2 separate regions of the Homo sapiens genome follow, and region 2 is linked to region 1. Evidence: read pairs that join two places in POLR2A ChIA-PET (ENCODE). Cell type or tissue: Panc1. All regions are shown on one strand.

Region 1 (5,000 bases):
TATTGATGAATCACTGGAATGGATACTGCCATATGAATTATGGAATCATTTTAGATTTGATGTATGACTTTCATTATTAAAATTCTATTTGTGGATAAGACTTCCACCATTCCAAGAAAGAATGGGGAACTGATTCTACCTAGCAGAAAGTTTGAGAATTTGAGTCAGATGATAGCCTAAAAGAAAGGGGATGATACTTTCATGGAGTCTTTAATTTATAAATATCCATGCCCACACAGGTGACAAAATTATATGCAACTTAATACATACAAACAAATGAGTTCAAGCAGAACTGGGGAAGCCTGAATGAGATTGGTAGATTGTAGTAATATCAATATCCTGGTTGTGATTTTGTACTACAGTTTTGCAAAGGTTCGGCAGAAACTGGGGAAATGTGTAAAAGGTATATTTCTCTTTACTATTTTTTACACTGCATGTGAATCTACAATTACAACAACAAAAAAATTTAAATTAAAAAGATCTGTGCATTTTAACTGCTAGATACTAACAAATATTAAATAAGTTCCAAAACCTCATGGAGCTGAACATTCTGATCACATCTTGATGACAAAATAATTTTGAAGACACTGTTGACCTTTTCTTGATTAACTCTCCTCCTAATGAAACAGGGAAAGCGCACAACAAGAACCTTGAGAGTGAAGAAGAAACATCCAGCCAGAAGCCAAGGCTCTCATGACCTGCCACTGTGGAGCGAGAAACACACTGCTGGACAGCACTCCCGAGTGGGACGGGCGCCTATGGGTTGCTCGGTTTCCCCCTCCCTGGCTGATCAACAGGGGCCACCAAAAATGGTAGTGTCATGTCTCAGGCTGCAGAGGGCTGGGATGAGGGCAGTTCCCACCCTGTTCTAGAATGCTGTTTGTGAAGAGGAATGACTGAAAATCTGAACAAAGGAGGATTATGTTGCAGAGGCTCAAACATGTCACGTGAGGAATGGTTAAAGAAGCTGGAGAAATTAAGCCAGAGAAGAAAAGACCCAGGAGAAAAGCAGCAGGTAGTGATGATAACTGTTTTCTCAAGTAAGAGACGGGCTCTCAGGAGGAAGAGGAACTGATTTCCTTTGTGTGGCCTCAGTTGGTGGTAACCTCAGTAGAATTTTCAGTTACCTTCCAAAAGGAGAGACGTGACCTGCCTTTTCATCCCTTTAAACAGTAAATAAAACGTACACTAACAGCAGTACTCCCACTGGGAGTACCACTTACAAGTGAATACTGCAGGCGACTGCCAGCTAAAGAGACTCTCTCCTTCCTGGAAAATTAGGAGACCAATGTCCTGACCAATGTGGAAGCATGCAAAAAAAAAAAAAAAAAAAAAAATCAGTCACCAGGAAGAGTGCCTTTCCCACACACCTTTCTCCCAGAGAAGACTCAAGAATGATCAGTGGGAAACTGGATTTAGACCAAACTCAGCTATAAAGTAACAATCAGGAACAAAAAAACTTCCTAACCAAATGCTAACATATGAGCTAATTAATGAATCTCACCTCAAATATCAAAGATTTACATGAAAAGCCAGCTTTTCAAGTCACTTGTATGTTAGCAAATCCCTTTGTTGTCTAATATTCCATGCTCAGCAACCCTGGAAGCAGTGCTGTGATAAAATGAGGAGCAGAAACAGAGCCAGGAGACGGAGCTCAGTTCCTCCCTCCACCACTACTGGCTGTGTGAGCCGGACCTCAGTTTCTTCATCTGTAAAGAAGGACAACGCTTCCTACCGCTCTGAGTTGAGAGAAGGGCGTCAGGAGAGAATGCACGTAAATGCTGGGCATGGAGAGGCTGCCAAAAGAGGTTTGTTCCCTCTGAATCTCTGTGTGACCGTGGACTCACACCAGCCTCCTTCAAAAGGCTTCATCTCACATATTAAAATAAGCAAACAGTATCTTTCCTCAATTAAAAAAACTGCCTGGCTGGGCGCAGTGGCTCGTGGCTGTAATCTCAGCACTTTGCGAGGCTGAGGTGGATGAATCATGAGGTCAGGAGTTCGAGACCAGCCTGGCCAACACGGCGAAACCCCGTCTCTACTAAAAATACAAAAAATTAGCTGGGCGTAGTGGCGGGCGCCTGTAATCCCAGCTACTCGGGAGGCTGAGGCAGGAGAATCGCTTGAACCCGGGAGACGGAGGTTGCAGTGAGCAGAGATCACGCCACTGCACTCCAGCCCGGGCGACAGAGTGAGAATCCATCTCAACAAACAAACAAACAAACAAACAAACAAACAAACTGTGCCCATTACTATAGCTGATGAGAGACAGAAGCATAAAAAAAAAAAAACACACAAAACGTGGGTCTGAATTTTAATCAGTAATACTTACAGCGATAACCCGGTAACCCCATCCAGTCAGAGCCAAAATCTGCCGGAAAAAGACATCTGCAGTTCCACTGACAGGGGGCAGGAATATGAGAGGACACCTGATACTTCGGGGGCCCGCGTCATAGAGCGACCATATCTTACTGTCATCATCATCCACAATAATCTGGAGGGAAGGTTAAAAGAAAAAAGTGGAAAACCTTATAAATTTGCTTTTTATGTTATTTTACACTGTCATTTCACTGACAATTTTACTACTACTGCCTTGTTTGTTACAAGGTAACCTGGAGCTCACACCAGATTAGCATGCATGACAAACTCCTCTGATCTCCTTTTCTTTCCTCAGGGCTAACGTATTCCACAGAACTACTTAGAACTACTTTATAATCTTCCAAAGGGCTGCTGCTTCTCTGTTTCTTCCCCCTCCTCCTTTTTTTTTTTTTTTTTTGAGACAGAGTCTCGCTCTGTAGCCCAGGCTGGAGTGCAGTGGCACGATCTTGGCTCACTACAACCTCTGCCTCCCAGGTTCAAGCGATTCTCCTGCCTCAGCCTCCCAAGTAGCTGGGATTATAGGCACACACCCTCATGCCCAGCTAATTTTTTGTATTTTTAGTAGAGACGGGGTTTCACCATATTGGTCAGGCTGGTCTCGAACTCCTGAGCTCATGATCCACCCGCCTTGGCCTCCCAAAGTGCTGGGATTACAGGCGTGAGCCACTGCGCCCGGCCTGGATCCTGTCTCTTTAAAATACATAAATAAATAAATAAAAATACAACAACACTCCAGCCTGAGCAACAGAGGGAGAGATCCTGTCTCTTAAAAAAAAAAAAGGCAAGCTGAGGTAAGACAAGTGCTCAGCAGAGTCTGGCAGATGTTAAGTGTCCTAGAAATATTAGCTATTATTATTATTCACGGCATCCTAGTTTAATTTTTGCTTTCACTTTTGGTGGTATTTAGAAAAGTACATTAACTGCTTAAACATTTGACAATGCAAATCAGTATTTATTCTACTTTCATATTAAAAAACTCAAGGCCTCCAGGCTCTTTTTTCTGAGAGCTCCTCACTAGCAGGGCTATGGACTCCACAGTGTCACTCTGTGGGTGGCAGCACACTAACCAGGGTCACTGGCATCACTAGGAGCAGATAAATGGAGCAAGGCAAAGTCCAGAGAGGCCTAACAGTTCCCTTTGGACTTCCACAGGTCACAGATGGTGATAATGTATCTCACGCTCATGTTTTTGTCCTGTGTATCTTGCCACTCACATTTTTTCTTTTCTTTTCTTTTTTTTTTTTTTTTTTTTGAGACAAGGTCTGGCTCTGTCACCCAGGCTGGAGTGCAGTGGCACGATCACAGCTTACTGCAAGCTTGTCTTCCTGGGCTTAAGCAATCCTCCCATCTCAGCCTCCTGAGTGTCCGGGACTACAGGCGTGCACCAACACGCCCAGTTAATTTTTTCTAGTTTTTGTAGAGAAAGGGTCTCATCATATTGCCCAGGCTGATCTCAAATTCCTAGGCTCAAGCAATCTTCCTGCCTCGGCCTTCCAAAGTGCTGGGATTACAGGTGCACAGCACCATGCCTGGCTAATTTTTTCATTTTTTTATAGAGACAGAGTTTCGCTATGTTGCCCAGGCTGGTCTCAAACTCCTGGCCTCAAATGATCCTCCTAGGTCTCTAAAGTGCTAGGATTACAGGCATGAGCCATCACAAACAGCTGCAAAAGATCTTAAGATCACTGGATTCTAACACTCCTGCAAGGGAATCAGCAAAGGTTTTACTCTACTCAGTGACTTGAACTGCCTTTGTCTAGTGTGATCCCCAAACATCTGGGATTAATTTGGGAAGCAGAGTCAATACTCAACTGCAATATAAGTGTTTTGGGTTTTCAAACATCCCAGGAAAATAAAGCTTCTAGAAGATGACTGTGGCAGAATGAGTATGTCATTGCAAACAGAAGCTCTATAATGTGACCCCATTCTTAAATCTGAGGAACAGGAATATAATCTGACTGTACTCACTATACAGTTGCTGTAAACTTTCCACTAAACTATACAGAAGAGTACATACATACCTGCTTGCTTGTATATGTAAAAGCAATTATAAAAAATGAGTACAGGCTGGGTGCGGTGGCTCACGCCTGTAATCCCAGCACTTTGGGAGGCCAAGGTGGGCGGATCACTTGTGGTCAGGAGTTCGAGACCAGCCTGGCCAACATGGTGAAACTCTGCCTCTACTAAAAATACAAAAATTAGCTGAGTGTGGTAGCGCATGCCTGTAATCCTAGCTACTTGGCAGGTTGAGGCAGGAGAATCTCTTGAACCTGGGAAGCAGAGGTTGCAGTGAGCCGAGATCATGCAGTGCACTGCACTCCAGCCTGGACGGCAGAGCGAGACTCCATCTCAAAAATAAATATAAATAAATAAATAAATAAAAATGAGTACAGTTACACTTGCTTTCACTCTAAAATGAGTCTCAAAAGTTGACTGTACATGACAGGGAAGGAGTGAACTTAATCCTCTGCAACCCACAGTCATGATACTCGGCAGTAACCTTTACTCTCAAACACTACTAAGACATGACATCTAAATCACACACAAAAACAATACAAGATTTTGCAAATAAGAGGTATAGTAAAACCATACATACCTTTTTAAGGGGAACTGTACCTCTA
Region 2 (5,000 bases), 150 kb before region 1:
TCATGCCATTCTCCTGCCTTAGCCTCCCGAGTAGCTGGGACTATAAGCTCCTGCCACCATGCCCAGCTAATTTTTTGTATTTTTAGTAGAGACGGGGTTTCACCGTGTTAGCCAGGATGGTCTCCATCTCCTGATCTCGTGATCCACCCACCTCGGCCTCCCAAAGTGCTGGGATTACAGGCGTGAGCCACTGCACCTGACCCTTGTATTTTTAGCAGAGACCGTGTTTCATCCTGTTGGCTAGGCTGGTCTTGAACTCTTGACCTCAGGTGATCTGGCCACCTCGACCTCCCAAAGTGCTGAGATTACAGGCATGAGCCACCAAGCTCAGCTTTTTTTTTTTTTTTTATTTCTAAAAGTAAAAAGGCCAGGTGTTGTAGCTCATGCCAGTAATCCCAGCACTTTGGGAGGTCAAGGCAGGTCAAGGCACTTGAGCCCAGGAGTTACTGACCAGCCTGGGAATCCAGGTGAGACCCCCATCTCTACAAAAATTAAAAAAAAAAAAAATAGCTGGACGTGGTTGCACATGCCTATGGTCCCAGCTACTTGGGAGGCTGAGGCTAGAGGATGACTTGAACCCAGGAGGTCAATGCTGCAGTGAGCTGTGATGATACCATTGCACTCCAGCCTGGACAACAGAGTAAGACTCTGTCTCATAGAAAAATAATAATGAATTACATTTAAAAATCTTTTTAGAGACAGAGTCTCACTCTGCTGCCAGGCTGGACTCAAATACTTGGGCTCAAGTGACCCTCTGGGCTCAGCCTGTCTAGTCACTGGGGCAACAGGTGCATGCCTGGCTATGTTTACTTTTTTTTTTTTTTTTGAGACAGAGTCTTGTCCTGTCATCCAGACTGGAGTGCAATGGCGCGATCTCGGCTCACTGCAACCTCCATCTCCTGGGTTCAAACCAATCTACTGCCTTGGCCTCCCAAGTAGCTGGGATTACAAATGCCTGCCACCACGCCCAGCTAATTTTTGTATTTTTAGTAGAGACTGGGTTTCACCATGTTGGCCAGGCTGGTTTCGAACCCCTGACCTTGCGATCCACCCGCGTCGGCCTCCCAAAGTGCTGGGATTACAGGCATTAGTCACTGTGCCTAGCATTTTTTTTTTTTTTTTTTTTTTTTTTTGAGAGAGGGTCTGGCTCTGTTGCACAGGCTGGAGTGCAGTGGCAAGATCTTCACTCACTGCAACCTCTGCCTTCTGGGCTCAAGCCAACCTCCCACCTCAGCCTCCCAAGTAGCTGGGATTACAGGCACACACCACCATGCCCAGCTAACTTTTGTATTTTTTGTAGAGACAAGGTCTCACTATGCTGCCCAGGCTGGTCTCAAACTCATGAGCTTAACCAAACCGCCCACCTTGGCCTCCCAAAGTGCTAGGATTATAGGCTTGAGCCACCATGCTGGACCATGTTTACATGTTTAATGTAAACTTCACATACAGTGAAACACATAAGTCTTAGGAGTATCATTAGAAGACCTTTGCAAATTAATATACCTGTGTAGCCCAAACCCCTATCAGGATTTACAACTGTGCTGTCCAATACAGTGGCCACTAGCCACATGTGGCTATTTTAATTTAAACTTAAATCAATTAAAACTAAGTGAAACTCAAATCCAGTGCTCAATTGCCACATGTGGTTAGTGGCTATTACATTGGATAGCACAGATAGGGGACAGTCTCCTCCACTGCATGAAATTGTAAGAACATTATCATCACCTAGAAACTTCCTTTGTGCCCCTTCTCAGTCAATCCCCACTCTCAGTCCTTAGACAACCTCTGTTCTGATTTTATTTTTAACCATGGATTAGTTTAGCTTGTTCTAGCATCTTTTTTTTTTTTTTTTTTTTTTTTTGAGACGGAGTCTCGCTCTCTCGCCCAGGCTGGAGTGCAGTGGCGTGATCTCGGCCCACTGCAACCTCTGCCTTCCAGGTTCAAGTGATTCACCTGCCTCAGCCTCCCGAGTAGCTGGGACTACAGGCACGTGCCACCACGCCCGGCTAATTTTTTGTATTTTTAGTAGAGACGGGGTTTCACCGTTTTGGTCAGACTGGCCTCGAACTCCCTACCTCGGGTGATCCGCCCGCCTCTGCTTCCCAAAGTGTTGGAATTACAGGCGTGAGCCACCGCGCCCGGCTGGATGTATGTTTTAATTTGAGACGGAGTCTTGCTCTGTCGCCCAGGCTGGAGTGCAGTGGCGCGATCTCGGCCCACTGCAACCTTCGCCTCCCGGGTTCACGCCATTCTCGTGCCTCAGCCTCCGGAGTAGCTGGGACTACAGGCGCTTGCCACCACGCCCGGCTATTTTTTTGTATTTTTAGTAGAAACGGGGTTTCGCCATGTCGCCCAGGCTGGTCTCGAGCTCGTTACAAGTGATCCACCCACCTCGGCCTCCCCAAGTGCTAGGATTACGGGCGTGAGCCACCGCGCCCGGCCTGGATTTATGTTTTAATTTATTTTGAATAAATACCTAGGTGAGAAATTCTGGGTCATAGAGTAGTTGTATATTTAGTTTCATATGAAACTGTGAGATCTTTCTTCAAAGTGGTTGTACTCCCCACACAGGATTTTGTCTGAGCAACAAAGTCCCTGAAGGGAAAGGTATCGAACATGTAACTAGACACTGCCTGGTGGTGGATTAAAGGTCCTCGGGTCTTCGCTCCTCCCCGCTCCACGCGCCGTGGGCCTACCAGCTGCATCCTGATTGGCCCGCGGCGTAGGGAGGCGAGGCCAGAGGGAGCCCTACCTCCTGGGGCTGTACTTCCTCCCCTTCGGCTTCGGGCGGTTCTGGGCATCCGCCCGACACTCTGCTCCCTGCTGCCGCCGTGAGGTCAGTCTGGATTGAGGTGCAACGCTGCTCTCGGATCTCGCCCAACCCAAAGCCTGGTTTGGAGGCAAGATCTCAAGAGGAAAGGGTTTTCTTCATTTTGAAATTTCCTCCTCGGAATATCCTTCCACACGTCTTATCTGCTCGCTGTCATTGAGAGGTCTCAGTTCAGTCCCTGGCTCATTAATAATAGCTACAATGACATTAGCACAGAGGGGGTTATAAAATGCATTTTTGGCATTATCTCATGTGATACTACTCAAAAGGCCCCGTCCCTTCCACCTTAGGACCCTTTCTCTCCAAGCTTTTTGCCCTCCCGCTTTCGCAGCCCGAAGCTTACAAGGACAGTCTGTAGAAGAGCTGAACGGGAAACGGTATTTATTTTACTGTCTTCCAGTTTCCAGAGCAGGACGGCACCTTGCACTGTCATCACCGGGCAGCGGACACTCATTTTGTTGAACCTCTCATACAGCTGATCCTCTCTTAACTTCCACGACTTCACACTCCCCTCGTTTCTTCCTGTCTACTGGCTGCTCCATGTTAACCTCCTTTGCTAACACCTCTTCCTCATTAGACCTCTCACTGATCCTCTCTCTCTTCCTTCCCTCCCTCCCTCCCTCTTTCCTTCCTTCCTTCCCTCCATCTCTCCCTCCCTCCCTCTTTCCTTCCTTCTTTGGTGACTCAATTATCAACTACATGATGATTCCCAATATTCTATCTCCAGCCTGCCCTTCTTCCCAGAACACCAAACAATATCCCCATTTGTCTTCCTGAGATTTCCACATGGATGCCAATAGGCATGTCAGATTCACTTTCTCCAAAACAGAGGTTTTAATCTCCTTCCCCAGTACCATATACGCCTGTTTTCCTCCTTTCTTTATCATCTCAGTAAATGGCACCACCATTTTGGGCTCAATTTAAAAACCCACGCCATATCCCTGATTTGTTTCTTCAACTGCCACATCCAACCCACCATTGAAACCCGATGTTTCTTGTCTTTTTTATTTTCTTTCTTTTTTTTTTTTTTTTTTTGAGACGGAGTTTTGCTCTTGTTGCCCAGGCTGGAGTGCAATGGTGCAATCTTGGCTTACCACAACCTCCTCCTCCTGGGTTCAAGCAATTCTCCTGCCTCAGCCTCCCGAGTAGCTGGGATTACAATCATGCGCCACCACACCTGGCTAATTTTGTATTTTTAGTAGAGATGGGGTTTCTCCATGTTGGTCAGGCTGGCCTCGAACTCCCGACCTCAGGTGATCCATCCACCTCGGCCTCCCAAAGTGCTGGGATTACAGGTGTGAGTCACAGTGCTGGACCTCTTTTTTTTTTTTTTTTTTTTTTTTAACAAGGTCTTGCTCTGTCACTCAGGCTGGCACTTGTAGCTCACTGCAGTCTCCAACTCCTGGCCTTACGCGATCCTCCTGCCTCAGCCTCATAAATAGCTGGGACTAAAAGGTGTGCAGCACCATGCCTGGCTAATTTATTTAAAAATTTTTTTTGTAGAGATAGAGGCTCACTAAGTTGCCCAGGTTGGAAGGTAGGGTCTTTTAAGACGTATAAATCAGATTTTGCAGCTGGTGTAGTTAAAAGCCCTCAATGCCTCCCTAAGACTATTCATCTTAGAATAAAACCCACAGTCCTTACCATAGCCTGAAGTCAATTCCCCTTCTGTGCACCGTGACCTCAAGCCTACTGCTCTCCCTTGCTCACTAAGCTTCTGTCACACTGGCCTCCTTGATGTTTCATAATACCCAAAGCCCTTTCTTGTGCCAGAGTCTTTGCACTTGCTCTTCCCTTTGCAGGAAATGCCCTCCCCCTTCCTCCCCACCTCTTTGTGTGGCTGTCTTTTTTGTCATCATTTAGGTCTCAGCTGAAATATCCACTCTTCAGAAAGGCTTCCCCCACCACACATACCATATCTAAAAATGGGCTCCCCCAGTTTCTATTTTTTTTTTTTTTTTAGACGGAATCTCACTCTGTCGCCCAGGCTGGAGTGCAGTGGTGCGATCTCGGCTCATTGCAACCTCCACCTTCCGGGTTCAAGCAGTTCTCTGCCTCAGCCTCCCAAGTAGCTGGGATTACAGGTGCCTGCCACCACGCCTGGCTAATTTTTATATTTTTAGTAGAGACGGGGTTTCACCATCTTGGCCAGGCTGGTCTTGAACTCCTG

The links. ChIA-PET counts read pairs that join two places held together with the same protein. Peaks named below come from ENCODE experiments on the same cell type or tissue, not always from the same donor. Only the 100,000 strongest peaks of a DNase experiment are listed, where the experiment ranks them.
Region 2: POLR2A ChIA-PET joins it to region 1 with 5 read pairs; 9 of 35 experiments call an interaction of 5 or more read pairs at or near these places.

Annotation. Positions count from the first base shown.
Region 1 is chr15:64,978,532-64,983,531 of GRCh38, forward strand. It overlaps SPG21 (SPG21 abhydrolase domain containing, maspardin), which reads right to left. Exons shown (of 9, transcript NM_016630.7): 2 at 4,976-5,000; 3 at 2,333-2,494. Among named protein-coding and RNA genes, the nearest start is that of SPG21, 8.9 kb to the right of the region's middle. In Panc1, no CTCF peak of the experiment used is centred here; no DNase peak of the experiment used is centred here.
Region 2 is chr15:64,833,111-64,838,110 of GRCh38, forward strand. LOC124903508 (a long non-coding RNA gene) reads right to left here. Exons shown (of 4, transcript XR_007064682.1): 4 at 2,823-3,026. Among named protein-coding and RNA genes, the nearest start is that of PLEKHO2, 6.3 kb to the right of the region's middle. RefSeq lists an enhancer at 4,424-4,523. In Panc1, a CTCF peak has its summit at 2,845; a DNase peak (open chromatin) is centred at 2,771; H3K4me3 peaks cover 1,030 bases; H3K27ac peaks cover 1,571 bases.